Linked DNA regions of Homo sapiens: region 2 is linked to region 1. The links are chromatin contacts, found by Hi-C or POLR2A ChIA-PET in ENCODE. All regions are on one chromosome and are shown on one strand. Each heading gives the region's core, a stretch centred on a gene start or an enhancer-like site at or near the end of the contact. The rest is flanking DNA. Distances are from core to core; before and after follow the strand shown.

What was found. Hi-C counts contacts between places; a loop is a spot of excess contacts on that map. ChIA-PET counts read pairs that join two places held with the same protein, here RNA polymerase II (POLR2A). Pooled maps may share reads with other maps.
Region 2: a loop to region 1 is called in a map of posterior vena cava, with 4 times the contacts of the local background. The contact joins the enhancer-like site here to the promoter of XPO4 in region 1. A Hi-C loop is called at or near these places in 1 of 168 maps with a recorded cell type or tissue (posterior vena cava) and 4 of 50 pooled maps. POLR2A ChIA-PET finds 5 or more read pairs at or near these places in 2 of 52 experiments (OCI-LY7 and T-cell).

The regions. Positions count from the first base shown.
Region 1 is chr13:20,901,171-20,904,629 of GRCh38, reverse strand. It overlaps XPO4 (exportin 4), which reads left to right and starts at 1,884. Exons shown (of 23, transcript NM_022459.5): 1 at 1,884-1,960. The coding sequence starts at 1,892. RefSeq lists a silencer at 1,482-1,861 and an enhancer at 2,072-2,121.
Region 2 is chr13:20,418,431-20,421,889 of GRCh38, reverse strand. All of the region lies in intron 5 of CRYL1 (crystallin lambda 1), which reads left to right. Among named protein-coding and RNA genes, the nearest start is that of MIR4499, 14 kb to the left of the region's middle. RefSeq lists an enhancer at 1,664-2,863. Within about 2 kb of position 1,874, at least 17 of the 41 ENCODE cell types and tissues checked have a DNase peak (open chromatin) inside an H3K27ac peak, as active enhancers do.

The DNA.
Region 1 (3,459 bases), core at 635-3,134:
CCAGCCTGGGTGACAGAGAGAGACTCCATAACACACACACACACACACACACACACACACACACACACACACACACACACAGACATTCTGTTGCAGTGACATAAAACCTCAACAGTATGGCTTTCTTATAACTAGGAATAAGAAACAGGAAGATTTCAACAAAAAATAAACTTAAAAATACTGAAACGAATTTGACTGTCTGTGTTGTTTCAGAAGGCTGAATAAGCACCAAAAAGAAGTTATAGGAATGTAGACCGTAGATGTCAGCTCAAAACGAAACAAACCCCTGATCCGAACAACCTAACAGCACTGGTTTGAATACTGAAACAGCTGTCAGGACCACTTGCGTGGAATGTCCTAGAGGCAACTGGAGCACCGGAGGGAAGGTTAATTACTTGATACTCTAATATGCCTTTCAACACGGATTCCACAAACACGACAATGCTGATTTTTGTCCTTTTTTTTTTTTTTCCTGAGACAGGATCAGCCTCTCACCCAGGCTGGAGTGCCGTGGTGTGATCTCGCCCCACTGCACTCTCGACCTCCTGGGCAATCCTTCCGCTTCAGCCTCCCGAGAAGCTCGGACCACAGGCGCAAGACACCACACCGGGCTTTTTTTTTTTTTTTTTTTGGTAGAGACAGGGTCTCACGATGTTGCCCAGGCTGGTCTCGAACTCCTGAGCTAAAATGAGGCCTGCCTTGGCCTCCCAAAGTGCTGGGATTACAGGCATGAGCCACAGCGCCTGGCCGACAAAGCTCATCTTACTGCATTTGAGAAGCCAGGTAGTCAAGGTCAGGCTTTCCTGTCCCTGCTTTCTCCCTCTCCTATGTGAGCCAGCCCTTAAAGAGTGAAAACGGCAAGAGCCAAAGACGGGTTTTCCTCCTAGGGTCTCCTAGCGACCCGCTGCCCAGATACATTTGGATGATTGTCCTGCAGAAGGCCAAAGCCCTCCATTATGAAAACGAAGCGTTCGGCCGGGGGCGGTGGCTCACGCCTGTAATCCCAGAACTTTGGGAGACCGAGGCGGGCGGATCACCTGAGGTCAGGAGTTCGAGACCAGCCTGGCCAACATGGTGAAACTTCGTCTCTACTAAAAGTACAAAAATTAGCCGGGCGTGGTGGCGGGCGCCTGTAATCCCAGATACTCAGGAGGCTGAGGCAGGGGAATCGCTTGAACCCGGGAGACGGAGGTTGCAGTGAGCCGAAATAGGGCCATTGCACTCCATCCTGGGCGATAGAGTGAGACCCTGTCTCCAAAAAAAAAAAAAAAGAAAGAAAGAAAACGAAGCGTTCTATCCTGGAATGTTCTCCCATGGCAAGAAGGAACAGAGAAGCAGGAGACAGAGATACTTTGAAAGGAGGTGCGCTCTGAGGAGGGGAAAGCGGGAAGAGCGATTCCAAGTTTAGGAAATCCTGCACGGCGCTGGAGCGTGGAAGGGCAAGGAGGAGCCAGGGGAGGCGGTGTGCAGGGCTGAGAACGGAGGGAGCGAACTGGCGTCGTGGATCTGCGGGTCCCCGGGCGGGCTGTACTAGGGTAGTGGGGAGAGGGCCGGGGGCACCGCGAGGCCGGGGCGCCGGACACCACGCATGCGCGGGGCTGGGAGCTTAGCGGGGCGCGCGGCTGCAGCAGTCTGGGCAGACCGCCTCGGCCTCGCCCGGTGCCGGCTGCGGCCGCCCCCGCCCCAGCGCGGCGGCCGGGCTCACACTAGTCCCCTCCCAGCCACCCGGAACCCGGCAGCCCGGCCAGACCCGCCGAGGCCGCGACGCCGGTGTCGACAGCGGCTGCGACGGCCCTGGGAGCGCGTGAGGCTCCGGGGTCGCGGCGGCGATTGGCCGGCCGCGGCGCCCGCTCCCAGAATGCAGCGCATGGCGCGTCATTGAAGAGAGACCATGATGGCGGCGGCGCTGGGGCCCCCAGAAGTGATCGCTCAGCTGGAGAACGCGGCTAAAGTTCTGATGGTGAGGACGCCGCGCCCCTCAGACCCCGGGATTCGCGGGCCCCCGGTCGGCCCTGCCACTCCAGGCCTTGCTGCTCGCTGGGCTGGCGACTGGCAAGGGCCTGCAGGGAGCCTGGAAGTGGAGGAGGAGGTGGCGGTGGCGTGGCGCAGGATTCTTCAGCCTACTTTCCTCCTGCCGTCGTCCCCTCCTTCCAGGAGCTGTCCCCTTCCCCTGGCTGCCCAGCACCCCAGTCGGGCGTGGGAATATAGTGGTGTAGCAAAGAGAATTTCTTCACCTTACACCCTGCCCCACAGACTGGGTCGCAGAGCAAGGCGCCGGGAAGGAGTTGGGGTTATCCCCGCAGGGCTTCGGTAGGGGAAATTTGTAGGGCTGTGTGAGCGCTCTTGGGGAGTTGGTGTCGGGAGGGATTGGATGGCACAGCCTGGGTGCTGTTAGCAACCCTTGTTTCCTGTGCATTCGCATCCTCTAGCGCTTCCCTGACATGCAGCCACCTCTGGAGTAATTGCAGCCGGCAGCACGTGGAAGGGCCGGGCCGGCTGGAGGGAGGGAGGGGAATCGTTGAGACCAAGGTCATTGGGGCAAAACTTGGTCTAGTGCTAAGCTCCTTAAAGCTCCCGCGATTTGGAGAACTGAGTCTATGCTACTCTTTGACTTCATGCTTACACTACAATAAGCAGTTTGATGAGATTGTTTACTAAGGGAATTTGAGAAGGCCGAGTCAAAGGATAAAAGTATTACATGCAAGGAGGAGAAGTAAGGATAAACTACGTTCAGTTAGTAAACAGTGTTTCTATTTGCTGGCTCAGCTTTGTTTTTGCAAATTATGACTTCGGTGTTTGTAGATGTTTTGGGAAGTTAGAGGTTCATTTGATACCTGGATTGATTCAGACTTTCTAAGAATTGGATACAGCCAGCTTTGTTACCTTTTTGGACTTTTTTCCTTTTGGTTTGGTGTTAGGGTGTTTGAGCATCACATTTGAGAATATTCGAACTAATTCTAGCGTAGTTTGTAGTTCTAATATTTTACACCAGATATTTTTGTTTCTTTAGAAATCGAGAAGTCTAATAAAAGCAGGATTTACTTGCTTCATTATGAATATTAACTTAATGTACGTTTTGTCACAAAACAGACTAGTGAAGGTTTTCACACTTTTGCAAATTAAGCAGAAGTAACTAGCTAGTATTCCCCTTAATAAAAGATTCTTAAAAATCCCTGACATAGAGCGTTTTGTAAAATTCCTGAAATTTTCCTAGGAGCTAGGGGCTCCGTTTTCATTGGATTCTGGAAGGAGTATGCCACCCAAAACACGGCTGTAGTTCTTACACTGATCAGGTAAAATCAGTGTCCTTCGTCACTGGCTTAATATAAACTAGTATTTGTGTTTTCCAATATCTTCCCTCTTCCCTGGCAAAGCTGCTTTTATCCCCTATAAGGAGTAGGTGAGAAGAATAGTAGTAAGTACCGTTTATTGAGTGCTAGATATTGGGCTTGATGCTTT
Region 2 (3,459 bases), core at 625-3,124, 480 kb after region 1:
TAAATAACATCAACCACATACTCATTAAAAATCCCCAAAATGCTGCAAAGCTTCTATGTTAGTATTCTAACTCTAAAAATAAATAAATAAATAAATAAATAAATGAAAATGCTGTTACTATAACACCTTCTAGCAATCATTACCAATAGGTGCTTGAGCAGTGAATATAAATGATGGATTTCAGCTCCCTCAGTTTGAAGTTGGGAAGTTAACAGGCCAGGGGTAAGGGTCCCCAGAAGTAGAGGATGGGGGTAAGGAGCCCCCAAGAGAAAAGGCAAAGAGAAGAGAGGTGGGAGGTGACAAATGACACTGCATCCCTCTTCCCTTGTGGGAGCCAGCCTTTGTGCCTTCCATCAGCTGCAGGTAGAAGCCAGGTGAGAGGCCACTGGAGCCCTATGGGCCATCAAGGCAGGAAGCATCTCTGGGTAAAGATGTGGGGAGTAGGCAGATATGGGGCTTGTGCTCCATGGCTGTTTTTGGAGTCAGGGCTTACACTCTTTGGTTCAAAACTTATTGTAGTAAACTGTATTCCCAGAGGACCCCTCAATTAAAGTATCACTACCCTCATAGAATGGAAGTGAATGTATTCACATTCATACACAATGATGGATTCTTTTTGCTGTTGTATTTGTTGTAAAAGTCGAGGCTTTCCCTTTCTTTCAAACTCTATAATACTGTTGTTTTTCCCCCTAAAAGCATCATTATACACACAGTGTTCTAAGAAAAAGTGCACCAGGGAATTAGCACTGGGGCCTGAAGTACTCTGGAATGTCCCTTTTATTAGGGCAAAGTCTTTCCTCTCTTTCCTTTCCATTTTTTTTTTTGTTTGTTTGTTTCTATTTAAAAGCTCTATTTTAGGCTGGGCGCAGTGGCTCACGCCTGTAATCCCAGGATTTTGGGAGGCCAAGGCGGACGGATCATGAGGTCAGGAGATCGAGACCATCCTGGCTAACACAATGAAATCCTGTTTCTACTAAAAATACAAAAAATTAGCCAGGCGTGGTGGCGGGCCTGTAGTCCCAGCTATTTGGGAGGCTGAGGCAGGAGAATCGCTTGAACCCAGGAGGCGGAGGTCGCAGTGAGTTGCGATCACGCCACTGCACTCCAGCCTGGGCGACAGAGTGAGACTCTGTCTCAAAACACACACACACACACACACACACACACACACACACACACACACACACAACCTCTATTTTAAAGAAAAGTCAAAGGGAAAAACTCCACCTGTGTTTGCTCTACCCTAAGTCAATTGCTTTCATTTTCCTTTGTTCCTGTCTAGTCTCTATTATGAACATGCTACTCAAGTTTTTATTCATTCTTAATGGCTTTATGATATTTCATTTAGCTGGTCTTTTTTTTTTTTCTTTTAAATCCAATCTTTCCCTTACTGCGGGATGTTTTAAGGTCAGGCCTCAGTGAGCCTCTATGCACATATGGTTTCTTCTTCTGGAGTCTTTTCTGGAATAATTCTGGGAGTGGGCTCAGCCTGCGGGAGAGTAACATTTTTATAACTTGATAGATGTAGCTGAGATGCCTCCCAGAGGGGAGACCCGCCTCTCCTCCGGCAGCTGTGCACGTAGGCTTGTTCCCAGCAGCCTGGCCAGGGTGGTCCACCTGGTGTTTCTCATCTTCTTTCCCCGGAGCGCTGACTCCTGCGCGTCCTCTTGGAAGACTCTTGACAGGACGGGTGTTTTATGGGTGTGATTCAGTGTCCTCTTGCATCAGTTCAATGTGGTGGTGTTCAATCAACCCTTGTAGCGTTAGCAAAATTTGCTCAAGTCATTCCGCAGGAATGTCTGTGTCTTGCTTCCAAGAAAGCTTGTAAGTGCCGGCAACAGGCCAAGCAGCTCACAAACCTGACCACAAGCCTGTGAGTAATTGTGGGGCAGCACTTAGCAGTCTTTTATTTTCGACTTATTAAAGTCTCATCTTGGCCTCACCTTCTCCCTGGAAGGTGGCGTGGGTGGGAACCACTGGGTCAGATCTTTTTCACCCTTGCCGTGGAGCCAGTTTCCTGTTGCATGTGGGGGAAGCAACATGTGGTGAAGAGTATAGAAAACGAAAACATGTGGGTACAGTATGTATAAGTGGAGGGAACAAACTCATAATTCCAACTAGTTTCTCATGAGAGACTCATGAATCATTGTGGTAGTTCTCAATATAAACTTAATCTAGGCCGGATGTGGTGGCTCACACCTGTAATCTCAGCACTCTGGGTGGATCACTTGAGGTCAGGAGTTTGAGACCAGTCTGACCAACATGGAGAAACCCCATCGCTACTAAAAATACAAAATTATCCAGATGTGGTGGCTCACACCTGTAATCCCAGCACTTTGGGAGGCTGAGGCGGGTGGATCACTTGAGGTCAGGAGTTTGAGACCAGCCTGACCAACATGGAGAAACTGTGTCTCTACTAAAAATACAAAATTAGCTGGGCGTGGTGACGCATGCCTGTAATCCCAGCTATTTGGAGGCCGAAGCAGGAGAATCGCTTGAACCTGGGAGGCAGAGGTTGCAGTGAGCCGAGATCCTGCCATTGCACTCCAGCCTGGACAACAAGAGCAAAACTCCATTTCAAAATAATAATAATAATAATAAACTTAATCTCTAACTCTGTTACTCCCTGTAGCATTTGCAAGGACCCTAGGGCTGGATGTTTCTCAGAGGGATAGTCTAGTACCCTAGCTCATGCTCGAGTTACTTCTGTGCAAGTGACTGTTCTTGTCTGGGTCTGTCCTTGAACATCTCTGGAGATGAGAAAATCACCGAGATTTAACTTTGTTCCATCCTTTCTTTCACTAGAGATTGAGATGGACGTGCTGGTGTAATCCTTTCTTCTTGGCCGCTGCCCTGGGGTGATCCACACAAGCCCAGTGCTTTCTTCATGTCGCCCTCGTAGGGCTGAAGGTGGCAGAGTACTCTACTTCTCGCTGTTGCGTTTCTTTATTTGACACTCACCTAAGATAAAACCTTTTGTGACTCCTGACTCTTAATTTTTCTCCTGTTTCTCAGTTGACAGTGGACTTATGCCCAAACTCTAGCTGAGGAGTGGAAGAACTTGAATAGAACCTCATCCAAATTCCTGGGTAGCAAGTCTGTGTTCCTGCTGGTGATAGTAGTAGTAAAGTTATTGTAGTGTTTGCACAAGAAAAATGTGAAAATTCAGGACCAAGTTTGGGGGAAAAGTAGAGCAAAACAAAATAGAAGATCAAAAGCTGGGAATTAGTAAAAAAGAAGTGGATGAGGAAGAATGGTATGAAGAAAAATGAGAAAAGCAAATGAAAATGAGGCCATGCAAAAAATACATGAATCAGAAAATTAAATCTAGGAATGGGATGATTATAGAGAAGGAAAGATGGTTCGGTGTAGCTGGTGATCAGTAGAGGAGATAGTCACGGAGGAGGATTTATCCATCAAATATCGTGTGCCTCCACCACACAAGTTTCTCTCCTGCCT